3 separate regions of the Homo sapiens genome follow, and regions 1 and 2 are each linked to region 3. The links are chromatin loops, found by intact Hi-C in ENCODE. Cell type or tissue: PC-3. All regions are shown on one strand. Each heading gives the region's core, and the rest is flanking DNA. Links, peaks and the distances in the headings are about the cores only. Region 1 overlaps SDK1 (sidekick cell adhesion molecule 1). Region 2 overlaps SDK1 (sidekick cell adhesion molecule 1). Region 3 overlaps SDK1 (sidekick cell adhesion molecule 1).

Region 1 (10,302 bases), core at 2,631-6,630, 67 kb after region 3:
CTCAAAAGGAAAAGAAAAGTCTATTTATCTATATTTCTGCTTTTTCTGTTCTTTTTTCTTTCTTGATGTCCCAAGATAACTCTCATCTTAATAAAAATAAAAAATCGTTTATGGAGTGCTTCCTTTACCTGTTCTTTAAGGGTAGGTATTATAGAAACACATTCCTTTAGTTTTCCCTTCATTTGAGAATGTCTGAATTTCCCCTTCATTCCTGAAGGATAGTTTCACCAGCTTTAAAATTAGCAGTTGACAGTTCTTGTCTTTCAGTAAGTGAAAAATGTTTGCCACCTTCTTGTGGTCACTACAATTTCTGATGAGAGATCATCTGATGACATTCAAATTGTTTCCCCCTATATGTCAGGTACTGTTTTCTCTGGCTGCATTTAGAATTTTTTTTCTTTGTCCTTAGTTCTAGAAGTTTAACTACTATGTTTCTTGATGTGCATTTCTTTGATCTTGGGATTCTCTCGGCTTCTTGAAAGGTTATGTGTTTTAAAATGCCATATTCAGGAAATCTTTAACCATTATTTCTTTGAACAATTCTTCAACGAATTTGCCATATTTTAAAATGCCATATTCAGGAAATCTTTAACCATTATTTCTTTGAATAATTCTTCAACTCTACCCTCTTTCTCTTCTTCTTGGATACTGACTATACAAACATGAAATCTTTTATTGTAGTCCCAGAAATCTCTGAGGCTCTGAGGTTTGTTTGTTTAGTCTGTTTTCTCTGTTGTTCAGATCAAGTATTTTCTATTTTTTTTATCTTCAAGTTCACGGATTCTTTTCCCTGTCCTCTCCATTCTGCTGTTGAGTACATCATCAAGATTAATTGAATTTATTAAATTTTCTAGTTCTAAAATTTCCATTCAGTACTCTATTATCTCTTCTATTTCTTTGCTGAGACTTTCGATTGCTTTGATGAAATGGCCTCTTTTTTCTTTCTATTTCCAGCATGTTTGTAATTCCTCATTGATTGCATTTTTATGACTGGCTTTAAAATGCTGGTCGGACATCTCTAACATCTGTATCATCTTGTTGTGGGTGTTTCTTGTCTTTCCTCATTCAAGTTGAGATATTCTTGGTTCTTGTTATGATCAATGATTTTCACTAGAAACCTGGACATTAGGGGATATCATGTTATGAGATTGTGTATGTTACTTTAGCCTTCTATTTTATCAGGCCTCTTCTGACACTGCACTAGTAGGAATCCAAGAGAAGTGCCGCCCTTCATTTCTGCCAGGTGGCAGGTGGACATCCAGGAGCCCCACTTGGCCTCTCTTGACACCTGGGAGTGGGAAGTTGATTCCTTGTTCCTCCCAGGTTTGGGTGAAAGCTCCAGCGTCCCCTGGGCCTCTCTGCTGATGTCTCTCCTGGGTAGGAGGTTATTATAGACTGATCCTTTGTGTCCTCCCCAACTGATTCGTATTTTGAAGCCTTAAACTCTAATGAGATGGCATTTAGAGATAGGACATTTGGGAACTAATTAGGGTTAGATGAGGTTATGAGCACAGGGCACTTATGATGAAACTGGTTCCCTTATAAGAAGAGACACCAGAGAGTTTGTTCTCTCTCTCTACCTGCCATGTGAGGACACAGCGAGAAGGTGGTTGTTTACAAGCCAGGAAGAAAGCCCTCACCAAGAAATGAGCTGGCCAGCACCTTGACCTTGAACTTTTAGCCTCCAGAACTGTGAGGAAATAGACGTCCGCTGTCTAAGCCCCAGTATTTGTGGTGTTTTACTATAGCAGCCTGAGCTGAGATAGAGGTGCAGAGGGTTCTGTGACTGCTCCTTATACGCCTCCACTGACGCTCTGAGTGAGGAGGGCCCTTGTCACCACTGAGAAGATGGGAAAATCCTGATTCTCCACTAGGCCTCTTCTGATATCACCCCAGTGGGGAGGACAAGGGACACCCTGACAGCACCAGGTAAGGTGGAAGTTCAGGCGCCTCAGGTGCTCTCTCCAATACCGTGAGAGGGAACGCGTGACCACACCGAGGAGACACAAGCCTTGGCCCCACACCCATCCTTCTTTCTTACCATTCTGATGGGGGTCACGCTGAAAGTCTAAGCTCCCTGCTCAGCCTTTGCTTGGGGGTTTGTGAATATGGCCACAGTTTTCTTCGGTAGTATTTGGCTATAGCAGAGTGGTTATTGTCCAAAAGTTTTCTGTCATTCTAAGCTGCCTCCTTTGTGGTCCTTTGGGAGGAAGGGGAGGGTTTGGGGGTGCTTTTCTTGTCTGTGCCCACTGGCAACTGGACTGTTAGCTTCTCAACACCCAGTGCAAGCTAAATGAGAGAAACGGAAAGCTCAGAGATGCCAGCACTGTGCCATTCATCAGGTCTCAAGGTCCTCAGTCTGTCTGCCTTCTTCTCTCCACTGTTCAGTATCTTCCTATGCTTTTCATATAATGTTCACAGTTTTTAGCTGTACTCAGGACAAAAAGGGAAAAGTCCATCTAATTCCATCTTTCTGAAAGTGCGAGTTAAGAGGCCTCTTTTAACAGTCTTTCTCTTCCACAGATTGATGATCAGCAAAATAAGATTCAAGGATCATTACCACATAGAAATACTGGTGACAACAATAAAAGCAGCAAAACCTACTGTAGGAGTGAAGTGGGGAGAGGAAATGAGTAAGTTATAAACCACATCAGCTTTAGAAGTAAAACCAAGTACTTTTTGCACATCTTGCTTAAGGCAAAATTCAGATTTGGGGATGAAGATGGTCAAAGAATCATGTGGGGCAAGCAGTAAGAAGACAGTGAGACAAAAATGACTCAAAAAAAGGGGTATTAGAGTAAGTTCAAATCACATTGTCTTAGCAACAAACAGGAAACCTTTTTCAAGGCCTCGCACCAACTTCTAATGAAGCAGAGCTGAAGACAGATTCCCCATATTACTAGCTAAACGTCACTCAATTCCATTAGTTGAAGATGAGACCTAATTGCTGAGAAGAAGCAGAGGCAGAAGCTCCAAATCAGTGACTGACACCCTGAAGACACACTGTAAATTGCAGCGGGAAAGAAAGGGATGAGTAATTAGCACTACACAAATTTCAATATCTTGGCTTTTCTTATAATTAGCAGACAAGCAATTTAAAAACCACAGCCCTACACAGAATCATTATCATTGTTTTCCAAAAGTAAGATAAACAAACCTAGCATGGGATCATTGATGTTCACTTCATTCACTTCCCCTACTTTTACTGTAAGAATTAGTCAAATGGCGAGAGAAGGAAAATCTAGAAAATAAAACATGCCTTTCATATTCTGATTCTTATGTTTAAGAACCTGAGAGAGTATATCTCATTCAAGATCTTTAAAGCATTTCTAAAATACAAGTTCTATTTCGCACTACCATTCCATAAACAAGATGAATTTTTCCATAAACCGTATTACTTATGAGTTTTTTTTTTTAAAGGAACTTCTATGGTAAATATCAGAGGTCTCCTATCTACTGTTAGACACCCTACAGTATTATAAACAATCAAATGTTCTTAGAGTGAATTGCTTTGTTATAATTACATTTTAGTCCCTAAATTCAATACACTATTTAATATAAGAACTGACACAACTCAAAAATAATTAAATATATATTATTTCATCCTTTGATTACTTTTGTTAACATTGTTTCAGAAATCGGCACCAAAGGATTAGAAATTTAGACAATAATTACATAAGATACAATTATTGCTGCTTTTTGAGTAACCTTAAATGTAGGTAACAACACACACACACACACACACACACACACAAACACAGAGAAATGTAAGCTCTGTGAGAAAGAGAAAGTTGGACTACATATTACAGAGCACCATCACCAAATCCTGGGCTCAGATGAGGATTATATAGGAATTAGTGAGGGAGGAGTTTTCATGCCTATCAGTTAGTGATCCAATCAGTTACTGGTCAATCAAGCAATCAATCATTCCTTGCCACTGCTCTCCACATATGCAACGTGTCCCTTGGACGTCAGGGCACAGCAAACATATACGGTGCAATGTGTACAAGCAGAGATCACGTGATTGGGGGATCCAAGGAGTGGAGGATGACCAAGATCACACAGTGGAGCATGGATCTGAACAAGGACCACAGTGAGTGGTGGGAGCTTAGGGGAGTCTCACAGTGGAGAGAGTGGCAATAAGATTTAAGTTGGCAGGACATCATCTCTAGGAGGAAGTTAAAGACATGGGAGCAAGAGGAAATCAGCCAGGAGACAGTTTAGAGTGAGAAGAGGATCAAGTATTGCATAAGAACAAGGGACAAGTGGGAAAACCGGAACGCGGAGAAGAGGCTGAGAGGAACGAAGGAGGAAACAGGGAAGAACGGTGGGAGGAAAGCAAAAAAGAAGATGCCAGGAAGCCAATGAGCGTCAGCAACTCCAAATGCTGCAAAACCCGAAATAAGTGAAAAGTAAAATTGCTCATTAGCTTTGATTGTGTCATCACTGCAGAATGAAATAAGGTAATTTGGGTGATGACTTCCAGGTGATTACACTGCTGGTCTTCCTCTGCCCTCTACTGCACATACAGGCTACGTCTAGCGGTTGCCTTCTCTGTTTACTTCTGAAGATTTATGTCACCGGAATAATAAGTGCATGTTATAAGGAAAATGTACACATGATATAAATGTCTCAATTAACTGTGTTGAGTTGAAATGCTTAATGCACTAACAATGTAATTCTCCATGTTTTATAGTTCTGACTGCAAGGATATTCATATCAAAGTATGGTACCTCCAATATAATAAACTATTATGCACCCATTAAAAGGACATTTAACGAAGTTTTTGATAAATGAAAACACCTATGATATAATCTGAATTTTAAAATCTTTACAAAGCAGCTTATCAAGTAGGAACTCCATAACAAAAAACATATGTAAGAGAAAGAGAAGACATGAGAAAATGCTTATGGGTGCCTATAGAAAACAGGATTATGAGTGATTTTAATCTACTCATATTCTTCAGCACTTGTATACTACGATGAGCATCTATTTGGCATAATATTTAAAATCATGGAAAGGAATAATTAAATCCTATTATAATGACAGAATCCATTTCCTATCCTCCTGCAAGTGTTTAGGATGCAAATTCTTAGACGGAAATACTTATTTAATTTGCTGTGTGAGGCGCCTAGTGTAAGTAGACCATGCTGTCTTGTAAGAATTCTGTGATCAGGTACTGATAAATATTTTTAGCAATTAAGAAAGAGTGACTTATGTAGTAATACAGAAAAAATTCACATCATAACAACTGTTAGTCTCTAATATGTAGAGTCTCTAATATGTTTCCCAATGAAACACCTTTATACCTGCTTTCTGGGAAAGCATTTCTATCCTGGAAATATTTTCATGTTTGGTAGATCAATAAGAAGACACTTGAAGAAATTCTACAGAACAGAAATGCCTATTCTAGGAAATGTGCTTGTGTGTTTGTACGTGTGTTTGTTAGCTTCTCATTCCACAGAACAAATCATTTTCAGTAAGGCCTGCATGTCACTATTAAGAATCCTGTTCTAGTGCAATGGTTCACAAACTTACGATAGGAATTACCAGGGATGTTTGTAAAAACGTAGGTTCCTGGGCTCAAACTATGGAATCAGAAACTCGAGATGTGGCCCAGAGACGGATGTTTTTCAAATGTTCCCCAGAACATCAGACACACCAAGACAGTGGCATTGTTTTCCAGGGAATGTCTTAGAACATCCACTGGATCACCTACTGTCTCAATTTCATATGCTTTTCCCCCCCCACCAACATAAATACATTCTTTCCAGACCAATGTAAGTGCCAGAGGTAACCAGAGGTCCCCGACTGAGGTGTAATTTCTAATTTCACTACCTGGAATCCATCCTTCTCTGTACACGGCCAAGTCCACTACAACTTGGCTGCTATTCCCCGCTTGCCAAGCGTGGCCACCCTCTGATTCAATCTAACTGTGAGTGTCTATGAGAGGAGGGTGTTGAGCTAAATGAAACCTGCATGAAGTACTGTGAAAGCCAGGCCTTGCCTTCATGCACTGCCCAACCTAGGAGGGGAAGTGACCTCCCGGTGGCCATCTCTTAGATTCGCCTTTCTCACATCTCAAAGAGCTTTCACGAAGTCTTATGCAGTGGGCAGGGCACAACTTAGTATTCCTATACGAGTTTGGAGACTGAGGCAAAGAGCAATCTAAATTACTTTCCCATTGTCACAGTGCTTAGTCTTTTACAATTTGCCTTCCAATCGGGCACACTTTTGGGCAAGACAGGTATAATCATAAATCATAAAAGGTGAACTATGACAAATACTCCCAAGAAAGATACAAACAAAATGCCACAAAGGTCTGGAGGAAGAGTCAGTCACATGCAGGTGGGACGAGTGAGGGAGCAAGGCAGCATGCAGCTGAGTGTCAGAGCATGGACACAGTCCTGGGGCAGAGGTCAGGGTCAAGGCAGAGACAAATGTGCAGGAAGGAGAAAATGAGATGGCTGCGGGGACCAGGTGTTCACTGCAGCTTCAGTATACATAGCTAGGGGATAGCAGAGATTAGGCTGGTAAAAATTATAGGCCAGTGCCAGAATCTAGAGGCTATAACAATAGATTCCCAGATACTCCAGGGATGTGAAACTAGACCTCCTGTCACTATCTTGCACTTAGTTGATGATGATCTCCAAGAGAGAAAGATAACAATTATAGCCAGAAAAAAACAATAAAAAGAAACTATTCATAATAGCAACAAAAATATAAAATATCTAGCCACACAAAAAACATGGCATCTATGAAAAAAACATATCAAAGGTCACAGGAAGATACAAAGAAAAGCATGGATCAGCTGACGGACAGATAATACTTCTGGAGGAAATGGGGCAATGTTGTAAAGATGTCAGTTCTCCTCAAACCGATTTATACTTTTAATGTAATTCGAATCAAAATCCTTAACATGTTTTTTGAACTGTCCATTGTGATTTTGAAACTGGTCCAAAGAATGAGGAAGTAACACTATGAAACAATACAAACCAAATAACGAGAGGGATTTGGAATAATGAATATTACGACATTTTTATGCAAAAAGGGAAATTAGTAAAAGAAAAACAGGTTTACAAAAGAACAGAGATAATGAAGAAAAAAATTTGGTGTTTATATAACCACACAGTCTCAAAGTAGCATTATAAATGAGTATACAACATTTTATTTGTAAAAAAACAAAAATTATTAATATCGTTAAGAAATATGTCTACACTATTACATAAGATATTAAGTCATATTAATATATAATATGGCATCTAAAATTTTATTATATGTCTAAAATATGTTCATTTATTTTGTAAAAAAGGCTATCATCTCAACAGAAAACTGGCAAATATTACAGGTACACACGTGAAATACTACTGGATGATATATAAATGAAAATATTAAATTACCAAGATGCTACCTTTATCTATCATATTAATATATAATTAAAATAGAAATGTATTTGCCAGTGCAATACTCGATGGTGCCAAGGATACGTAAACTCGACACAAATACCACTTGAAGGCATGTATAAATCGATGCGATTCTAGAATACAGGGGAATGTTTCATATTGTATATTACATTGAATAGATCAAAGAGTATAAATATTCTATAATGTTTCATAAAATATATGAATCACCTCAAAAATATTTATACCCTTTGACCAAGTAATTCCAATTCTAGATTATCTAGTAGACTAAATAAAACATGTAGCCAAGAGTTTATATTTTTATCACATCAGTTTAAATAAGCACAAAAATTGAAGGACATAACTGAAATGTACCCAAATAAACAAATAATTTATGCTACATAACTAAAATACAAATTATTCAACAAGCTTAAAATATGTTATTGAAAAATATGTAATATAAGAAATCCTCTCTGTTTAATGATCATTTAAAGAGAATAGCAAAACTAACTATATAGTATGATCCCAAATTCTAAATACACATGGGCACAGGTGCACACACACAGACACACACATATACACACTAAAGAAAAGTGCAAGAAAAAGCATTTTAAATAGTAACAAGTTATTTTGGGCTGGTGGGATATCTTAGGTTACTTTTTCCTGATTTATTCCTATTTTTTTCTTAGTTGTCTATAAAGTTTTAGAATCAGAAAGAATTTTTTAAGAAAAAATGGAAACTTGAAATTATGTTGGGTCTCTGAACAGAAATCATAATTACAATAAAATTATTAATATAAGTATTTACTTAATGTCTGTCTTCCAACTCAATTATAAGCTAAATGAGAGTAGGAAGCATAACCGTCTTGCTCACAGCTATATTCTGAGTGCCTGGTACATTGTAGGAGTTTAATGAATACTCATGAATGAGTAAGCAAAAATAAAGGGGGACAGACTGAAAGACCCAGCGGGAGGGGAGTGGAAAAGCAAGGTCATAGTGAATCCTGCAGGATAAAAGGCTCAGATAAGCTATTACCTTCTTAAAGACACCCCCATTGCCTCACATTACCTGCCTTATAATACATTTTCAACCCACGCTGTCTGAATGAGTAAGTAGATAAGCCAAGTATTAACTCTTAATTAAGGCAAAAACAAATACTACAAGCCCCCTATTTTTTAAATCTCTGACTTCTACGCATTCACACCTGAAACTAGACCTTCCAGCAAGGGGTGTGTGTTTGTGTTGGTGCTGTGCAACCAAGGTCACAAGAGGAAAAATCAATAATATCAGTTCACAATGCATCATGGTAGATAATCATATTTTTCCTTTTAAAATATCATGCCGGCAGAAAACATTTATCTTCTACTTTGTATTTTGAATATGACTGCCTCCTTATACAGATCCCTGAAAAGGGGAGAGAGTATCCTACTTTTTGAGCCATTTATAACATGCTCCAAGTCCTGTAACGGAAGCAAAGTGCTACTTGGACTCCAGTTGTTTCTTCAATGCAACTCTTTTCTTTGTATTTCCACAGCTGAAGTGGAGGGAGGGGTCCACTGTGATCCAAAATTAAGCCTGTGATTTATCTTGTACTTCGAGTAAGAGCCCTGACCTCTTCCTATCAACATAAGACATTTTCATTCTATGGCATTTTTTACTCTGTGGTAATCATAACAACTTAAGAAAATTGGAGCCTTTTTATTTCTTGCAAATCTAAAGTCCAGAATTCTCTATTGCTTTTCGTATACATTTGAATTCATGTTGAAAGGTGATTCTAAGGAATGAAACATTGGTGTAATTATCTACAATAAATTGGTAAGCTTCCTGTCAAATGATAAGAAAATGAGAAATGAGTATTTTTCTCTAATAAGTTGAAAATTTTTTCTTCCAAATAATTTTCTTTGAAGGACAAAATCAACCAGTGAGGGCAAACACACTGTCTTTGAGTAATTCTAGAAGGTCACAGAGTCCTGGAAGGAAACATTAGCCCAGTGAATGCCTATAGACATCCAGGCTATAATATGAGTGTATTTTATTTCTGAAGTGTTTTGAGACTGTCTATTATGAAAGTTCTTATATACACGCAAAGTATTACTTTTAAATTTTCTTGGATGTCTAAAGACAAGTCATATGGTTTTTATTAATATAAGGTTTATTTTGACCTTGTAGTAGAGAGTTATAATCAACTTGAAAAATATATCAGTATAATGTTACGGGGGTTAAGATTAATATGGAATCTTACAAAAGAAGACCTGCTTTCTTACTTTCTATAAACAACATTGTGTGATGTCTTCCTGGTGACTTATCTGTAAAAGCTATACTATGATCTTATAATTCAATCAATATCAGTGAGGCCACTCGACGCAAGATTTATTGGGTTTCTCTTTATCCTAAATGCCAGCAAAAGGTACAAGCTATCCAGTGGGTTTATTTTTATAATCCCTACACGAAAAATTTGAAAGAGAAACAATGTAAGGATTATAAAAGGATAAATCCCTGCCACTATCACTGAACATTAACAATAAGTCTCAAGTAAATTATTATACTTTTGTCAAAAAATACAATTTTTCTCATGACCCTCCAGGAAAAAAATTTCTAGTTACAGTAAAAAAAAATCAATATCATATGATGCTTGAGACAGAAGTATAACCTGTCATTTAGTTCTGGATTTGTGCTAATCGTCATGTGGAAATTCAACTAGCAAGCCCTGGAAACATTAGCGTCGTGATGAGGTAGGTGACGCCCTGCATCTAGAGTCACTGGGCTATTAGTCCCAGCTTCCATTCCAGATTTTTCCAAAAGGTTCGATCTGTTCTGTGTCATAAACATGCCTAAGAACATAATTACCACTGGGTGCTTCTCTAAGGCATTATTCTAAGAAATGGATGAATATTTTTGCAA
Region 2 (10,302 bases), core at 3,543-7,542, 73 kb before region 3:
GTTGGAAATCTTGGTTTTTTAAAACTTTAACGTGCATATGAATCACCTAAATATCTTGTTAAGATGCAGGATTTGATTCAGGAGGGCTGACATGGAGCCCCAAATTCTGCATTTCTAACAAGTTCCCAGGATGATGCTGATAGTACTAGCCCAAGGACCACTCTGTGAGTTTAGTCCGATAATTCACAACCCTGGCTGTGTATTAAAATCACCTGAGGACTAAAACAAAGTCCTGACCCAGCCCAGGTGATTTTCATGGGCATGTAGCATTAGAAAAAACAGTGTTAGATATTTAAAAGATTTTTGTTTTGTCTTTTCCTATTTCTTGATGATTATTGTTAAATATATTGGCCCAACATGTTCTCTTCTCCCCCTCCTCTTCCGCTCCTCCCACTCTGTTTCAACTTTTGGTTTAAAATTACGCATATGCCTCTTATTACCACTTTCACTGAACATGGCCTTCAGATATTTTTGCCCAGGTACTCCATAAAAATTTTGAAAAACGATGTCCCTCTCACATATTTTAAGTTTACATTTAAGTGTTTTAATTTCTAGTGTACTGTAAAATTTTAGGTCACTCTTTTCTATCATACGGAGGGACCCAGAGACCACTTTGATTTGATACCTACCAATGACCATTTAAAAATCTCCTTTTTAACAACTGCAAATTTTACATCATTCCTTCTTCTCCTTCAATTCAGAGTTTTATTTGATGTAATATATATTAAGCTTGAAAGCTTTATCACTGTACTACACTTCTTTATAGCAAAAAGACAGATATTACAATAATTTTTAAAATTTCCTGTGACTCTAAAACTAAATGTTAAAAAAACTGGTTTGATTATCCATCATAATTGCTATTCACAATTAATCAAACCATCACACATCATTATACATTGTGACAAATAATTATTGAATAAGAAAAGTAAAATTTACTGGAAATACATCTCAATGAGATAAATGGGAATGTTCTTTTTTTAATTAGTTCATATATTCATGGATGGATATTACTTCTAGGTAAATTGAAAAAGTGTTCAGCATCAATTTTATTTCTATTTTTTTGTTTTTATAAATGTATGCATGGAGAAAACTTATTTTCATAAATAAACAGATGGGAAGGAAGGAGTTTTAACAGTTTTAACAATTTCACCCAATTCCTCGACAGCATTCTGTTATGCCCATCGTCACTCAGTGATTTATCATCAAACATTATTTTTAATGATCTATTGGCTGACAACTTGATTGGGTTCACCTTCAATTCTCTTGAAAACCAAGAATTCTAAGCTCTCTGGCTCGCAAGGGGATTTCTTACCCACTTATTAAAGCCATCCACTTTCTCAATACCGACCCTAATGTTTGAAATTCTCCTCTGTCTGGAAAGCAAAGGGTTCTACAGGCCAGAGCAATGCAACAAGGAAGAGGAGGGTTTGCTGGGAGGAATGCCTTTCCCTTGCAAGGAGGGAGAAAAGCAAGCGTGAAAGGACAGCTGAGAGGGAAGACCCCAGGCGTGTTCTCAGGCGGATCCATCCCAGGAAAGAGTACACATGGAAATGGAGGATGTGGATTCCCTGAGAACCATCCACTGCTGAATATCCCCTGGAGTCACTGAGGCCTGACGTGAAGATCCCTGCTCTAGATGAACACCATCTATTTGTAGGGAGCAGACAGGACGTGCCTCTGCCCAAACGAATGCCTTCAGGGCCCGAGCAGATAGGTAACATCAATAACTTGATGGGGCAGTCAGAGACACTCTCCTCCTTCATTGTCTAACTTATATTTCCCTGTTTTTGATAGAGACTTGGTTATATTAAAGGATTTCTCTACTATAAGAAAGACAAGAGTGCAAACATTTTGATCGACACCCACTGCATGGTCTCCTAGTGAGGGACACAGCTTGGAACTGCTGAGACCTGAGCAGGATGAGGTGATGCCCCAGTTGAGAGCAGCATCCCATCAGCTCCCTCAGATCGCTGTGTTCAGGGACGGGGGCTGGCAACACCGGACCATCAGTGTTTATGTGGAACCCTGAACTTCCAGAGGCTGGTCATAGACAGTTCTGTTTGCACCCTCTGCCAAGCAGGGCTTTGTTTCTATCTACAGTAGCAGGTGAGCTGCAAGTCTGTGAACAGAGAGGCACCTGCTGACTCCAGCCTTGTGCTCCCCTTTGCCAGGATGACCTCTTCCCAATGCCTCAGCTGACTGCCTCTTACTCAACCTTTAGGTCTCAGTTAAACATCGTCTCTCAGGGGAAACCTTCCAATTCCCACTGATGTGTCTGGGTGCCCCATGCTGGGTTTTCCAGAGCAAACTGTGCTTCTCTCAACCGTGGCTCAGGTACTTTCGCTTTAGTCACCCATCTAGATGACCATCTCACCCTTGACTTCCCTAACTTCCGTGCCTGGCACCGGGCATAACTGATGAATTAATCCGGATTGCTGTGTACAGCCATGCAGGCTATGTACCAACCATCTCTTCGGGGTCTCATTAATACAGACTACTATAGACCATGAATGCATGCAATGCAACAGCCTGGCAAATGACTAAGCGGCTATACTTGCTAAGGGAGTGTCTCCCAGCACACAGGGCTCCCCAACCATGGATCTTCAGTATACAAAATACAGGGAGGTATCCTGCTCATATGTGCAAGGGCTCTCAAGGGGACCTGGGAGTCCAAGTCTTCCTGGTCAGGACAAGCTCTTACCACTGTTAGATCACTCCAGGAGCGAATAAAGCTCAATGATGGGTCATGTGGCCAGTTTGACTAGGAATCCCTTTTGTATGCAAAATGCTATGCATTTTTATAAAACTGTCCTGCTCAATACAGTAGCATCCAGCCACATGAGGTTACCAAAATAAAAAAGTTTAAATTAAATTATAAATTCACTTCCTCAGTCACAACAGTAACATTTCAAGTATTCAATAGCTCCATGTAAAAATAGAGAACATTTCCATCATCACAGCAACTCCTATTGGATCATGGGTCATACCTCAAATGCTTCCAGAGCCAGCTAATGTAGAAGCAACAGGCCAAGATTCAGAAACATTTCTCTCCAAATGGGAAGTTTTCTAACACAAACACCCAACTTACCTCAAGAACGAAGAGGCAACCTCTCATCCAAAAACATCTGCCCCTAGAGTTGCTTTCAAAATGCAATATCTTAAGATTCCACAGTGAGTATTTTCCCAAAACAAAGAATAGAGCCCTCCACAGGAAAACTCAAGTCTCTTCCTTAGGAGAATGCACAGACTGTTTAAACTGGGGAAAGGGGTCCTAGCATGGCCACATATTTTAAGAGAAGCTGGAAAATGTTCTCCCAGCTGTTAAATATTGGCTCATGTATTTTTAAGGTATTGTGTGGGCTAAATAAAACACAAGGAGCAAATCCAGGCCACAAATGTCTAGTCGGGTCTTCTGATCTAGAGAAATACTGTACTTTAGGAAAGAAAATGCAATAGGAATAAGAAATGTGTAAGTCGTTATGGACTGAGCTGTAAAAAAATTACTATGTTAAAGCCCTAACCTGTATTGTGACTGTATTTGAAGACAGGGCCCTTAAGGAAGTGACTCAGGTTAAATGAGATCATGCGGTGTCTCTAACACAAGAGGACAGGGGTCCTTATAAGAAGCGGAAGAGACACCAGAGCTCTCTAAAGCTCGCCTCCCTTCCTGCACCCCCAATGCCCAGAGAGGCCACGTGAGGATCAGTGGAAAGGTGGCTCTCTAAGAGCCAGGAAGGGAGGCCCCAACGAGACACCAACCTGGCTGGCAAAGCTGGTTTCATCTTGGACTTCCAGTTTTCAGAACTGAGAAAATGAACATCTGTTGTTTAAGTCACCCAGTCTCCTAAGGAAGAGACTTGAGTTTTCCTGTGGAGGGTCTATTCTTTGTTTTGGGAAAATACTCATTGTGGAATTTTAAGGTATTGCATATTGAAAGCAATGTGAGGGGCAGATGTTTTTGGATGAGAGGTTGCCTCTTTGTTCTTAAGTTGGGTGTTTGTGTTAGAAAACTTCCCATTTGGAGAGAAATGTTTCTGAATCTTAGCCTGTTGCTTCTACATGTTCCCTTAGAACATCCCAAACCATATTGAAAGTGCTTGTTTGTCTTTTGTTTCCACCAACCAAAGCTCTGATAGTAGAAACCAGTCTGCCTCAATCATGATATCCTCAATGCCTATGATGCTTAGTGAACACTCAGTAAATACATCTTGAGTCAATGAATTAATGAATGGGTATCTTGTACAGCAACTCAAACTGACTAATGCCGTACTTTTTACTCACTCGTACATTGAAGTTATGTATATGTGTATAAGTTATATATGTGACTTATACATAAGTTATAAGGATATCAGTTTTCACAATTGCATATTGAATGGCTTGGAGATGCAGAACTAATATTTATAGCTCATTTGTAAAGCAACTCATTTTAACACTACAGTTTGACATGTTGAGCTTGCAAAACATGAACACGAGTGTTATTCCACGTGGCTCATTCAGTTTGCCCACAAAGGGCCCTGCTCATGAGACTAATGAGGCCTGTGGCTTGAAAGCTGTAATTTGACTGATTTGTTCTATTTATAACACAGTCCATCTCTGAGAAATCTCCCATATTTTCTCTATATAAGCCTATACCAATACTCATATAAATAAGAGCTATTGTGAAGTCTTTCCAAGGAAGCACTTCTTCAGCCTACAATCTTGTGTGTCTTGACCTTACTGTGTCTTTATCAATCCTGTCTTTAAAACAGGCAAAGGTTTGAAAATGTAAGTGGCAGAAACTCAGGATGTGTGGGAAAATTACTATTCCCTGACTTAGAACATCCCAATCCATATTGAAATTGCTTGTTTGTCTTTTGATTCCACCAACAAAAGCTCTGAGAGTAGAAACCAGTCTGCTTCAATCATGATATCCTCAATGCCTATAATGCTTAGTGAACACTCAGTAAATACATCTTGAGTCAATGAATTAATGAATGCATTTCTGAATGCACAGATGGACAGAGAGATGAATATTCTTCCAGAAGCAGGGACTTATGCTAAGAGTTCAGGATAGGATAGGTAAGAGCTGAAAACATAGAAGGGGGGTGAGAGGACTTCCTAGGGAACTTAGGAGAAAAAATAGCTTTGGGATAGAAAGTATACGGAGGCAGGTTAATTTAATTTCCAAGTGAAAGTGTCCAGCAACGTAGTAAAGCCCATCTCACGGCACACTGTCCCTGATATTAGGTTCAACAGGGCAAGGTTTAGCCACTGTATCCAGAAGCAGCATGATTAATTTGATGAGTAAGACTGAGACAAAGAGGGACGCCCGCAACCAGCAGGTCAAATGCAGTCATAAAACAGAAGAAACATGAGTCGATAATTGAGGAAATGCATGTGGACACGCCTTCTATCTTCGGGCACCTTACTAAGTCAGACAAAGAAGCTCAAACATCAGAAGATATCAGAATTTTAGAGTCAGAGTGACCTTCAAGTCACTTGTCCTACTTTATACTTACCAAAGATTGAATGCCCAGGCTGCTATTCAGGCCTAGAGATAACATTTGATCAACTGTGATATGTGAAGTCTCAAGAGTCTTGAGTGCGATCTCCAAGGAGAAAAAGGAGAGGCAGAAAAACAAAGGAAAACATTGCACCAAAGGACTAAAGGCTGGAGAATCCTCACATCTTGGGACGAGGAGAGCCAAAAGGAGCAATAAACACCAAAAGAAAAGGAGCTACAGGAAGAACAAGCCGGTGAGCAGCATCCTCAGATGCCAGGGACGGAGAGGGGACCAGGAAAGGGAGGGTAAAAAGGCCTCACTTCACAGGCTTCCATGCACTCACTGGACAAGTATTTACTGAGCCCTTATTACTCGTCATGCACTCTTCCCGTGGCTTGCGGAAATAAGCAAAAATCCCTATCCTCGCGGAACTTACGTTCTAGTGGGTGATGAAAAACAATTATCAATAAGGATTCTCTTGGAATGGGGTTGTATTAAATGCAGAGTCTTCCTGGGGGGCACTGATATTTATAACAAGGGAGCAAATGAAAGGACGGTGGTTATGGCAGTTCCCGGTCATAGACAGTGCTGTTCTACCCCAACCCCCTTTTCCTAATCATCTCACTGCTGGTGCATCCCTCCATACGTGAAAGAAAAGATTTTCAGAGTTCTGCTAACAAAGCTGTTCCAGCATCGGAAGCAGAATTCATCGTTCCCTTGCCTGTGCTTCGGAAGCTTCTTCTACACAACTCCCTTTCGTGTGGCATTTAACACACTGTGTTCCTGTCATTTCCTGGTGCGCCAGCCTCTCCTGGCAAAAGTGAGCTCAGGGAAGGCAGGAACCACATGTCATATTCACCAAGTGTCCTCGGCATCAAGCGTAATGCCTGATAAGTATCAGACGCTCAGCGTTTTCTGAGCGGAATAGCAGAACTGTAGTCTGAGTGTTTAAAGGGCAGGGAGTTGGGGAGAATCATACACTTAGGGACAGAAGTGAGACAGAGACTCTAAAAGCCAAAGAAAATCATACTTCAACCCTTCCCTTGGTTCTTCTACATAGACATTGAAAATGGTGTAGGCTGATGCCAGTATGCCAGCTGTTTCCCTCTATAATAAGTTTACTCTTATATGCATCCCTCAGTATCCTTCCAGGTTGAGATGATATTCAAAATCTGTAGTAACATGGCAGGGTCACTAGCCAATCAAAATGGAGGCCAGTGGGGGCAACATGGCTTAATATCCATCCTTCAAGTGCAAACTGAAGAGGTGAATAGGATCCAGGTCATCTAATGCCAGGCTAGGGTTCAAGTAGAACTGCTTCCTAGATTTTCATCAAGAACATGCTGTCATGGTTTTTACAAACACTGTAAGTAAAATGAACAAAGAAACAAAAGACTCAGAATACTGCCTATTCGCTTCATACATTTTCAAATATGATGGTACCATTTTTGCATGTGGCATTTTCTCAGTTCAAGACAAGTGAAGTTTTCTTGAGTAGGCTAACGAAGTATGAAACTCCTTAAGCTTTCGGAAATGAACCAATCACCAAAGGGCAACCTATGCATATGGTTTCTATTCCTACATCATTCTGACTAATGAGGATATAAGTCTCTGATATATATAAATCTGATATAAATTCCATTTCTTTACATCCCAATGTTTTAAGGATTAGAAAGGAAGAAGTTTGAATTCTGGAGTACACTTGTGCTGAAAACTTTCCCAAATGAAAGCAAGCCTTTGTGAAATTCAACCCTGTCTGAATTAATAGAACCACAGAGTGACATCCTGTTGGAGAAAGAGAAGGGCATTTAATACCAGACATGGCCGTTAATGTCAGATGGGACACACCTCAACAAAATACATCATCAGTGAAACAGCAAACTACCGCACGGGGCCAGCCGGATGCTCGCCATTACTGACTTATGTCAGCTCTGACTCCTACTCTTTAAGTTCGACTTAGGAACTAAAATGGAAAAGCCTTCATTCTTTTAAGAGCTTCTCTAGAGTTCCGCACTTCCAGTTTTGACATTTGTATCTTCCTCCCTAGAAAAACCACAAAACCGTTATAGCCTTCACACTTCCCAGATGGTCATGCAGGCCTAATACTGAGGTGAGCTAGGGAATTCCCAGCTCACATTTTTATGATGCTCTAAAACTACATAAAATAATATCTTTGGTATCCGTCTCAAAAAGCTACACTTGCTAGTTATTCCTGGGCAAAATAACAGTTTACACTGACAAGCAGAGGTCACAGGCTTTCTTATACTTTCCTAAGACCCTCTCAGCCAAACATAGAGGTATACTAGATTGGAAGGAACTAATTTTGTGCTAAACAGGGTATTCTTCAAGATCATAAAAGGTAAAGGGGTGCAGGCAGAATAATTACCTGAAATAACAAAGAATCAGAGAGAGAGACTATTGCGAAGAACTCACTAATTAGAACACACAGAAAGAATCTACATCTCCAGATAAATTTCTGGTTCCTATTATTTCTGATATAAATTCCATTTCTTTACATCTCAGATACGAAGTGTTCTTGGAAAAGCAGGGAATATAGCACTCTGGATTTGCTAATGGTCTTCAGCATTGTTAAGTGGCCTTTCACTTTAACAGATACTTTACCTGATTTTCTGTGGGCTTGATTTAATATTCTCAAACACATTGTAAAGAACTACAATTTTAATTACCTGCTGTAATTGCCTTCTACAAGAGCCAAAAGAACATCGTTTACAATGAACAGTAATAAAACATTATGACTAAGTGGTAAAGGTGGAGTTGAACTGCTACCAAAAGGTGACCAATCGTTAGGCTGCATTCACTACAGCAGCAGCCAGATTAAGAAATTACAACATGATTTTAAAAATCAAAAACAGTTCTGCGATATAAATCATCTCAATAAGTAAAATGGTGAAAGTCTCTTTGGGGAAAAGACAAACCTGGGTTCAAAACTAACCCACGTAATCAACTGCATAAGATTAGTGAAAGTAACTTGTTGCTTTGATTTGTTACCTCATCTGCAAAAAGGGGATAATACTGACCTTATGGCCTCTTGTTTATTAAAAACGATGATTAAATGGTGGTTATTATGATTATTATATTATTATTTTAAGAGACAGGGTCTTGCTGTGTTGCCCAGGCTGGAGTACAGTGGTGTGATCTCAGCTCACTGCAGCCTTGACCTCCCTGGCTCAAGTGATCCTCCTACCTCACCCTTCTGAGCAGCTGGGGCCACAGGTATGCACTACCACACCTGGCACGTTTTTTTTGTTTTTGTTGTTAAAGACAGAGTCTCCCTGTGTTGCCCAGACTGGTCTTGAACTCCTGGGCTCGAGCAATGCTCCTGCCTCAGCCTCCCAAAGCACTGGGCATGAGTCAACATGCCCGGGTGATTAATTTTTTTTTTAATGAGATACGATATTTACATACAGGGCATACAGCAGACATCCAATGAACAGCTGTTGTTACTATTACTACAATAAGCCTTCATTATGCTTTGAACCAAATCACATCTTTCTGTCCTTAAAATTGGAAACTGAAGTTAAACCATAGGATATCAGGCCTACACTCAGCAAAAATACCATGTTATGATTGAAGAGGTTGGTACCACTCTAGGTGCTCCCTTTGAATCAGAAAATAATATATTTTCATTTTTCTGAAAGAGGAGATATGAAAAGACAATTTAGCCTAGCAACTCACACAATCTGGATTTTGAAAACCTTAAGAATTCTGAAGGAAGGGAAATTAAACAGGTGTTTCTTAATTAGCAGCTTCAGAATACTGAACTCATTCGTAAAAGGAAAAATCATACTGGGAAGGTACGAGTAGAACCATTTAGTCTAGAAAGTAACTAAAAGCTGAACCCCAGGAAATTCACCAGAATCATCGCTGTATTCAACTACTGAGTAAATACAGTTTTTCTAAGAAAAGTACATTTACAACTAGCAACTTGTTCTATGTGGTCTCATCTCGGCCAATAACCATCACTTTGCTTAGGATTTTTCCAGACAAGCTGTGTAATGGATGTATGTCAGAGATTGTAAAATGACTGCAGGAAAAATTCAATTTTCCATCCCCCTTGTTTGTGCCCTCCAAAAATTCCTTATCTTTCATATCAATTACAGAGACAAGGAGAGTAGACAAAGTACTTCAATGACTATACATCTAGAGTGATAAGAGCTAGAAAGAAAATGCATAAGTTATAATCTTGGGTCACTCTCAATATATTACATACTCTGAAATGTTATGTTTACATAATATGATTCCACAATGAAATTATCTTCAATTCCCTATAAACTGAAATCAGGCATTCGCTGCTGGCTAAGTCTAAGAAATTAGGTTCCAAAATCAAAGGTAAAAATTGTTAGGCCAGGTGCAGTGGCTCACTCTTGTAATCCCAGCACTTTGGGAGGCCGAGACAGGACGACTGTTTGAGCCCGAGTTCAAGACCAGCGTGGGCAACAATGGGCAGATCCTGTCTCCACAAAAATTTTTTAAAAATTAGCCAAGTGTGGTGGTGTACACCTGCAGTCCCAGCTAATCAGGAGGCTGGGGTGGGAGGATCGCTTGAGCCCAGGAGGTTGAGACTGTGGTGAGCCATGAATGTGCCACTGCACTCCAGCCTGGGTGACAGAGCAAGACCCTGTCTCCAAAAACAAAACAAAACAAAACAAAATTAGGGTTACTTTAAGTTCTAGCCCCCAAACTGCTAAAATTAAAGAACTCTTATGCTTAAATATCTGAATATAATAATTTAAATTGAGACATTTAACAAGGGGACAGAAGGGAAGGTAGATTGGAGGAATTACTAACAATGAGCTAT
Region 3 (10,302 bases), core at 2,066-6,065:
AAGTACTGCTCTAAGTATCTCACGTTATATTATTCCCTCTAATAACTACAAAAACCATATTAACCAGGTACACTTAGTAGTATTAAGTAGGTACAATTACCCCATTTGCTAGATAAGAAAACTGAGGCATACAAGGAAGTGACTGGTGTAGGGGAGCTGGATTAAAAATCAAGGTAGTCTAACTTCAGAGACCTCATTTTTAGTTATCATTCTGCTTTTTTCCCCGAAGTGAAAAATAAGTGAGTACACTTTGCAATTAATAACGTTTGGATCATTTTCTTGGAATAAAAGAACTTCTTGAGGCATGAATTTAGAAAGTGTTAAGACTGAGAAAAATGGACAACTACTTTACTTATTTAATATTAACTAATGCAAATGAGATACTGTGGAGATAAGAATAATGTCCTCTATAAATTAATATTCAAATTTTGCACAAAAAATTCAAGATGTCAATCCTCAAACATGAAGTTTCTACTCATCACCAAAAATTTTGGTCAACCGGCCAGAAATGTCATCTCTTGGGAAAACGCCATTTGTAAAATAAATGATACACTTATTAAAAGCATGTTCTTGTGAAGCAAGTGATCAATTCTTTGTATTACAATGTTATTGCTCCTAGGTTCTGTATCTCATGGAGGATGGTGACATCAGAAGGGAATAAATACTCTAAAACATGATCTAAGGAGGTAGTCTGAATCCTGCTGGACTCAATATTCCCTTGCTTTTTAACAGCTAATATTTAATAATGCCTCCTTTAATCCCCTGAAATAGAATCCAGATAAAACAGCCAGCCTTTTACATAGAATTTTTAAAAAAAATCAATATAATGCCCTAACAGTGATGTAAAGGAGAAACCAAAGAAGGCAATTCATAATGACTTTGCATTTCAATATGTAAATTCTGATGGCTGACTACACTGAAAGCATAATGAAGTTGTTAGATACTTCCACCTTCGTATAATGAGTATGTCTGGATGTAGAAATAGTAGAAGATTAAAAGCTATTCCATGTGAAAATACAGGAGAACAAAAGAGCACAGATACAGGTGGACACTACAACGAGAACTAGCGTTAAAAGGAAAGAAAACAAACCATTCACCACAGCGCAGGTGAATCTTACAAGCATAACGTTGAGCCAAGGAAGTCAGACATAAAAGAACAAACTCTGTTTCCTTGCATGTGAGATTCTTAGATGGAGAATAACAGTCACCTTTAGGGGCAAGGTGGTAAGGATGCAAATACTGTATTTCCCTATCTGGATGGTATTTTCATGGGCATATATTTTAAAATTCATTGGTGGTATATTCATACAATGGAATACTGTTTATTGATAATAAGGAACAAACTACTAATATATGGATGCATCTCAGAAACATTATCCTGAGTAAAATAAGCACTAGATTTTTTTTTAAAGCCACACACTATATAATTCACTTATATTGTTCTAGTACAAGCTAAACCAGTGATTCTCAAATTTTTTGCTCTCAGTATCCTTATACAGTTTAAAAACTATAATTATTAAAAGAAAACCAAAAAGTTTTGTTTTATGTTGTTATATATGTACACTTACCATATTACATTTTATACTGAGATACTTGAGATTCATAATTCATTAAAAATGACAATAAACCTTACATATTAGACTATATAACATGTTTTATGAAAAATAATACTTTCCAAAACAAAGTAAAAGTATGGCACTTTTTATTTTTAAAAATGCCTTTAATGTTTAGCTTAATAAAAGACAGCTGGATTTTCCTATCTGTTTCTGAATTCAATTTACATATTAAAATACATATTCATTATGAATTACTTTTATGTCTCCTTTATATCAAAGCTAGAATATTATATTGATTTTTTTTAAATTGTATGTTTAGGATGATTATTTTTTTTTAGATTTTTTTATTTTTTGAGACAGAGTCTCACTCTGTCGCCCAGGCTAGAGTGCGGTGGCGCAATCCCTGCTCGCTGCAACCTCTGCTTCTCGGATTCCAGCAATTCTCTTGCCTCAGCCTCCCAATTAGCTGGGATTACAAGGGCCACCATGCCCAGCTAATTTTTGTATTATTAGTAGAGGCGGGATTTCACCATGTTGGTCAGGCTGGTCTCGAACTCCTGAGCTCAGGTGATCCACCCGCCTCGGCCTCCCAAAGTGTTGGGATTACAGGCATGAGTCACTGTGCCCGGCCTAGGATGGTTATTTTAATCTATGAATTGCATCGCAGGAGAATAATAGGGCCATGATTAAATATTTGTTGTAAAAAAGGGGGGTATTTTGTCCAGTAGGATGGAGAATACCGCCTTAGATCAAGTTTTAAAGCATTCATTCTTTCCTCAGCTCATCAATCTCCCTTAAATACAGAACCTAGGAGCAAAAATATTACAATGCAAGAAATTACTGTAGCATCTGAAAATCCCCATTCACAACAGAATGAGATAGAAAAGGGAAAATGCCAAAGTAGAATTATAAAAATACGAGTATTATAACAATACTACTCATAGCTTTGACCCCCAGGGTCCCCTGAAGGGTTTCCAGACCATCCACAAATCCCCATACCAAGGCTGTATTTTCTATGGCAAAAATTTTCAAAATTGTGGTTTCCTTTTGGGTTAGGGTTAGGTTTGACTGGGAAGGGGCATGAGAGAACTGTCTGAGGTAACAGTGGCAGTGATATTTCATACCTTAATGGACTTATAGGACACGGATGCATACATTCGTAAAATCATGTGAGGAGCATTTATATGTTAGTTTGTTGCTTATTATCAGTAAATACTATTCTAATGTATGAATATGTCATGAATGAATTTTAAACTATACACTCATGAAAACACCACCTAGATAGAGATATAAAATATTTGCATTCTTACCACCACCCCTAAAAAGGTAACTGTTATTCTGGCATCTATGAATCTCATGTGAAAGGAATAATAAAAATATGTGTTTTATGTTCAATATTTTATGTTTAATATTTATCCATTTTATTGTGTGCAAATTTTAGCTTAACAAGTAAACACATGAAACTCTAATGATATGCATGGTGAAGTGTTTAGGGGCAACGTGTACTGATGCCTGCAGCTTTGAAATGTATCAAATAAGATGGACTGGTGGAAGAATGGAGGGACATGAAGATGTATAGATGCGATGAAGTAAATATAGCAAAATGTTCGTTGCAGAATCTAGGTGGTGAGTATATGGATGTTCACTTTACAATTCTTTTGGCTTTTCTGTACGTATGAAAATGTTTATAATAAAATGTTGAAAAAAATGATCGAGTTGTATGCTTAAGACTTCTGTATTTTGCTACATGTAAGTTATGCCTTGATTTTAAAAACTGAAATATTAAACAATCAAAAGTACTAAGATTAGAAAAAATAAGACTATGCTTATTTGTAAATGACAAGACAAAAAAATTTATTAAAGACAGTTTATCCAAGACAAATTACTCATTATTAAAGAAAAAGAAATTTATGGCTTTCTCAGGAATAAGGAGGCTTATTTTTAAGTGAAGTGTCAAAATAATGTCCTATGTTGACACAGGATAGGGTACTGAAAAAGGATCCCAGAAAATTACTCTCCTATCTTGAATTCCTATCACGTGCCAAGCAAAAGATCCAGTCTCTGATGCTTAAGAGGGAAAGAACCAGGAGGCTAGAACACAGTTATGTTGTAGACTTGTGCACACATCAGCATAAGACTAAAAACCTGTAGGCAACCTCAAAAATCAATCATTTAAATGTGTGATTTTATAACATATTCATACTGTCATACTACGGAAACAAAAACTACATAAATGACAGTGATTTTTTAAAAACTATTAGTAAAAGTCAGTGGTCTCTTCACACTTCATGGTCTTCATCTAATTAAAACATATTTGGTTTTAAGTCTATTACAGTGAATGTTACATCCCCTCTGTTAAATATTTGCATGCCACAGCTACAAATGAAGACTGATTCACAGGTGTTGCACTGGCCGCTCAAACACCACAAGGGCATTGCTGAAATGGAGAATGGCTATCGCTAAAAGTACCCAACCAACCAAAGCACAATTTTCCCTCAATTTACTCAGTAATTGCATTTGCAGCAAGTATCGGTGAAAGTTAAAAATACCACAAAAATACCATGCATGTTTAAGAAAAATGAAGTACTAGTTTTTTGTTGTTGTTTTTTGCTTTTACCTACGTAAACATCTAGAGGGTCGTGCAGGAGATCTATGAGGGCGCAGAGCCGCCCTTCATCCTGCAGGACTATCCAAGCGCTGCAGCAGGTGCAGTCTGTTTTCTGTCCTCTCCACAAATGCCATCATCAGGACCACCAAAAATGCCCACAGAACACCCAGTACGTCCCATAGGAGACCCAGAATGTCCCATAGGAGGTACTGCTTCCTCAACTAGAAACCACGGATCTAAGCTGAAAGGATTGTTGTAGGAGTATTTAGATTTCAATAGCAGAAATATAATCCCCCAAACCGCTGTTATGTGCTCATTCCTGAATCATTCAGTGTAAACATTTATTTAACCTCTATAAATAATTTGTAGCTAACTGTGGTTAAAGATATGCTCAGATACACAGTCATCTGCTGATAGTTTGTGCCTACAGTTCACTACAAAGAAAGCATTTCACTAGCAGCTAAAGGCTTGTCATATGGAAACAATATTTGCTTATTCTTGCCTAAGGCTGGATTTAACACACTGAGCCTGATGTGAAAGATCATTTTGCTATTCAAACTGCAAGTCGCAAGCAAATACAAAGGCTTCATACTTGCTTTTACATATTATTCTTATGATTTTTGTTGTCAGTTTGTATTTAACCTCAGCGTTCCTGTCCTGCATGATTTCATAACTATAATCTGCTACTTAGTCACTGCAGTACTTGCATATTTTCTCTAATCAAACTTGTATCAAAACTCCTGAGTCATTCCTGTGTTCTCTGCGCTCCAGCATCCTAGATGTTTTCTGCCTTTGCTTCTTCCTATTTCTTTTTTTCCCTACCTTCATCCTTGTACAATGATTAGGCCTATTATTATTATTTTTTTTTTTTTTGAGATGGAGTCTCACTCTGTCGCCCAGGCTGGAGTGCAGTGGCATGATCTCGGCTCACTGCAAGCTCCGCCTCCCGGGTTCAGGCCATTCTCCTGCCTCAGCCTTCCGAGTAACTGGGACTACAGGTGCCCACCACCACGCCTGGCTAAGTTTTTGTATTTTTAGTAGAGATGGGGTTTCACCGTGTTAAGGCAAGAAAAGATGAAATGGCATGTGAATTCACTTGTTGACATGAGTTGCCACCTAATAACTAAATAGATCATCAGCAAGAGCAAAAAAAAAAAAAAAAAAAAGGAGGGGGGGCTTGATAAAAAAAAAACTACTGGATTTTTCAATGAAATTAGAAAAAAATCAGTCAACTTAAAAAGCTCTATGCAACTTGGCAATCCACACGCTCACCTGGAAAAAGTGCTACTCATTCTGTTACAGATTCACAAAATATTTACAAATCTTTACATAAAAATTACACACATACTTATCTGACCCACTCCTACGTATCTAACTCAAGTGAATTGAAAATGTAAGTTCCCAAAAAATTACATGTAGGCAAATGCTCATAGCAGCTTAATTCATAACCATCCCAACAACCAAAACATTCTTCAACAGATGAAGAGTTCAACAAATTGTGATACATTCCAGACAATGAAATACTTCACTACTCAGCGTTAAAAGGAATGAACTGTTGATTCACACAACAGCATAAATAGATCTTAAATGCTTTCTGCTAAGTTAAACACCCAGATGGCTACGTGCCGTATGATCCTAATGATATTGCCTACTGAGAAAGGCAAAAACGGAAAAGTCAGAAACAGATCAGTGGTTGCCAGGAGCCGGTTATCATCCCAAAAGACACAATCCCAAACACCACATCCAAATGCAGAAATCCCAAAAGATCAAAATCCCTGAAGTCTAAAAGTCCCCCAAATCACAATCCTGAAAGATCAAAATTATTCCAAAACTATTATTCTGAGGAAAATGTTTTAATTCCTTAAAAGACATTTATTTACATGTACAAAAAGAGATTTATTTGGCAAACATAAAAACGTGACCGAACACTTCATAGGTCACTTTGTGCAATAAAATGAACAATAATAACATACATTTTTTGCAAGGATAAACATTCAGGTATACTAATGACAGTCACACAAGAATAAGAGCTATGAGCAAACTGTATTCAGAAAGAAACAGGTAACAGGTCAACAAGGGGAATGTATGCATGCACATTGCTGTGGTTGGTAATTGTGTGCACCCAGCTTTGTAACTGTGGTCATCTGAAATACCATGACGGACAACCTGAGTCTTCTGTTGAAATTGATCAAAAACTGCACTGGATCATCACTGTATATGCAGCCACCCAAATGGCCGAGACCTCGAGAAATTTTATCTTTCACAAATGCAGATATGCAAAAAAGACATCTCTTTATTTATGGAGGAATTTTCCATGTTTTTACAAACATGCACAATGCGTAAACAGTCAACGTTATGATAATGCTCTTTTGTGCAGTCAAATTTGAAAAAAAAATACATAAAACAAATCAGAGCCCTCTCAAGGTCTCTACAAAATTTATACCCCCAGTATTGGAAATGATGGGAAAAGGAAATATATAGCACAGCAAATTGTAAAACAAAAGAATGCGGACAACTTAAAATAATGGGGAAAAGCCTGGGCACAGTGGCTCACACCTGTAATCCCAGCACTTTGGGAGGCCCAGGTGGGTGGATCACCTGAGGTCAGGAGTTCGAGACCAGCCTGGCCAACATGGTGAAACCCCGTCTCTGCTAAAAATACAAAAAATTAGCCAGGCATGGTGGCATGCCCCTGTAGTCCCAGCTACTCAGGAGGCTGAGGCAGAAGAATCGCCTGAACCCGGGAGGTGGAGGTTGCAATGAGCTAAGGCTGCACTCCAGCCTGGGCGACAAGAGCAAAATTCCGCCTCCAAATAATAATAATAATAATAATAATAATAATGAAAAAAATTTAAAAAGAAAAAACAGAGAAAACTAAAAAGAAAATTCAACATATGATAAAAGCGTATTTCAAGGACAGATTATGGGTAACTGCAGGGAGACAGTCCACAGTCGCTGGCTTTCACCATCATTAACTAATACTTTAAAGTCATGCATCAGGATGCACAGCTACTTTTTTTCTTATAGGACATGGCTCTCCTCAGAAAATACATACACATTTATTTTCTATATAGCACTGCTCTTTTAAAAATGTTTCTATGATTCAATAGCCACCAACATGAGCATTCCCTATTAAACATTCCCACTTTCTATTTAGAGATTGATCTTTTGGGATTTAGACTTCAGAAAGTACAGCATTTTACAGCATTTCTTTCAGAATTATGATCCAAACCCCTTGGGAAACAGTGATTTGACTGATTATTGCAGGATAAAGGAAAAATGAGCCATAGGTAAAGCCTGTATTTTGGTTGGTAAATTTGTTTCTCGCAGGATACACGTCAGCAATCCTAAGGGTAGTTTACACAAATGCTACCATTGAACACCTAAATAAACTGTGGATAATGCGAGTCAGGTTTCTCCCTGTCAGAGAAATAAATTACAAGTAACCAAGGGAGGAAAACAGAATGAACCCCATGGTACTGGATTAGACTCAGAAATACTTGTAGAAACTCACGGTTATTTTTAAATAGATACAGATGGATACAGACAGGAACAGAGACTTGTGTGTATACATGGGTTGGAATACATATACCTGTTTCCTAGCTGGGTCCACTGAGAGGCCTAGAGGATGTGACAGCACAGGGGCTACAAGCACACTCCATGCTTCAGTCTTGGTTTCTAATCCTATTTCCCCATAAAAGGCACCAGGGTTCTTAAAGAAATGGCTGACTCTGGGCGGGTGCAGGTGACACACAGAACAAGGCTGGAGGATCTCACAGTGCAGAGTAAGTGCCAAGAAAAGAAAAAGATAAGAGCACGTCAAACAAACACAGTGGCCAACTGGAGAAAGCTCTCAAGGCCACAGTAGGAGCCATTTGACCTACAAATTAAATCTATTAGGTTGGTACAAAAATAATTACAGTTTCGCATTAGTGTTAATGACAAAAACTACCATTATTTTTGCACCAACCTAAATAGAAGATTATAACCCAGAGAATAACATAAATATTCATATATCCAAAATGATATAAATAAATGATTGAATATATAAATGGGAGATGGGACAGATTTCCTTTACAGAAAAATTCCAAAAAACAAATGTAGGAAGAATGAGGGAAATGAGAAAAATCACCGTTAGAACATTACGATAGAAATGCTGTAAGCAAGAGCCACTGCCGAATGCTAAAATGGGTGGCTGAAAGTTTAGGAAAAACAGATATTTGCATTGCCTCAAAGTATATCCCTCAGAATATTTATTAAGTACAGTGGCGGTTTTAACATATGCCCACGAATTCTTTGATACTCTTCCCTGCAGAGTGGAACTTAACTGCCCTCTGCTTGACTGTGGGCTGGACTTGACAACTTGCTTCTAAGGAACTGTGGTATAATGAGAAAGATACGTTTGGTCTTTGTGCCCAGTTCCTGGCACAGAGCTACTAAAACGTATGGAATTTCATGAGTGATAAGGGTTATAGGAGTCTTTTGTTCTAACAAGGCAACTCTTGGCAGGCCCCTAGATAGCTTCAGGATGGGTGCTGGTCACCAGAAAGACCAAGCCTTGATTAGAAACTTGGAACTTTCAGCCCCACTCCCCAGTCTCCTGGGAGGGGAGGGGGCCTGAAGGTTGAGTTCAATCACCTAGGACCAACGATTTAATCAGTCATGCTTCTATAATGAACCTTCCATGAAAACCCTCCAGCAATGGGGTTGGAAGAGCCTCCGGGGTGTTGGACACACAGAGGTACTGGGAGGACGGGGCACCTTGCGCCTGGAGAGAGCTTGGGAGTACTGCACCCTCCCCCACACCTGCCCTATGCATCTCCTCAATTTCGCTATTCCTGAGTTGTATCCTTTATAATAAATTGGTCATAGAAAGTAAAGTGACTTCCTGGTCAGGCCTGGTGACTCACACCTGTAGTCCCAGCACTTTGGGAGGCCAAAGTGGGAGGACTGCTTGAGGCCAGGAGTTTGAGACCAGCCTAGGCAACACAGTGAGACCCCATCTCTATTAAAAATAATTTTAAATAAAATTAACCAGGCATGGTAGCACCTTAGGTCCCAGCTACTCAGGAGGCTGACAAGGGAGGATCGCTTGAGACCAGGAGTTGAGTGACAGAGAGAGACCTTGTCTCAAAAAAAGGAAGTAAGTAAAGTGACTTCCTGAGTAGTTCTGTGAGCTGTTCTAGTGAGTTACTGAGCCCAAGGAGGGGGTTTTGGGAACCCCGATTCAAAGTCTGTCAGATGTATATGAGGACACCTGGGATCTGAAGTGGGGGTAGTTTTGAGCCCTCAATGTGTGGGGTCTGTGCTAACGCTGGGAGTTGGTTTTGTAATTCAGTTGAATTGCAGGACACCCAGTTGGTGTCAGAGAGTTGGAGAATCAGTATGGAAAAACACCACATATTCAGCTGGTGAGAAAAGAAAACCTTTCAAGAATAGGATACGGAAAAAAAAATGGTAACTTTATAGTGGAAAACCCTAACTGTCACCACCCTCACCAAAGGGTCAAGGTTCGCATCGCCAGGAATAAGTCATGGTGATGACCGGTGCCCCCGATATGATATCATCAAAAGGGTCCTTTACCCCTGTGGGATTCTTCCCCAAAATCCATAACCCCAGTCTAAGCATGAGGAAACAACAGATACACCCAAATATAGGGACACGACCCAAAGATGCCTGACGAGGACTCTTCAAAAGGGTCAAAGTTGTAGACAGTACAGAAAGAGTAAAAATGGTCACAGATTGGAGGAGACCAAGAAGACATGACTACACGCACAAGGTCTTAGATAGGATCCTGGGGCAGGAAAAGGGCATTAGGAGCAAATTGTTGAAATGAAATATAAAGTTGAGCATTTTCTTTAAAAAAAAAAAAGGAATAAACTAGTGATGCTATTGACACACATGCAATGACACACATGTCTCACACGCACAATGCCATGTGAAAGGAGTCAGATTTAAAACAACGATATACATGTGTCACATGTGCTATGCCATGTGAAAGGAGTCAGGTTCAAAACATCAATGATATGCATGTGTCACATGTGCTATGCCATGTGAAAGGAGTCAGGTTCAAAACATCAATGGTATGCATGTGTCACACGTGCTATGCCATGTGAAAGGAGTCAGGGTCAAAACATC

What was found. Hi-C counts contacts between places; a loop is a spot of excess contacts. Peaks named below come from ENCODE experiments on the same cell type or tissue, not always from the same donor. Only the 100,000 strongest peaks of a DNase experiment are listed, where the experiment ranks them.
Region 1: it touches region 3 in a loop (4-fold over the local background); 1 of 110 quality-filtered maps calls a loop at or near these places.
Region 2: it touches region 3 in a loop (3-fold over the local background); 1 of 110 quality-filtered maps calls a loop at or near these places.

What each region holds. Positions count from the first base shown.
Region 1 is chr7:3,690,025-3,700,326 of GRCh38, reverse strand. All of the region lies in intron 4 of SDK1 (sidekick cell adhesion molecule 1), which reads right to left. Among named protein-coding and RNA genes, the nearest start is that of SDK1-AS1, 340 kb to the right of the region's middle. In PC-3, for the core only: a CTCF peak has its summit at 4,513 (motif pointing left); no DNase peak of the experiment used is centred there.
Region 2 is chr7:3,830,341-3,840,642 of GRCh38, reverse strand. All of the region lies in intron 5 of SDK1 (sidekick cell adhesion molecule 1), which reads right to left. Among named protein-coding and RNA genes, the nearest start is that of SDK1-AS1, 480 kb to the right of the region's middle. In PC-3, for the core only: no CTCF peak of the experiment used is centred there; a DNase peak (open chromatin) is centred at 5,322; H3K27ac peaks cover 378 bases.
Region 3 is chr7:3,756,289-3,766,590 of GRCh38, reverse strand. All of the region lies in intron 4 of SDK1 (sidekick cell adhesion molecule 1), which reads right to left. Among named protein-coding and RNA genes, the nearest start is that of SDK1-AS1, 410 kb to the right of the region's middle. In PC-3, for the core only: a CTCF peak has its summit at 4,364; a DNase peak (open chromatin) is centred at 4,660; H3K4me3 peaks cover 937 bases; H3K27ac peaks cover 1,947 bases.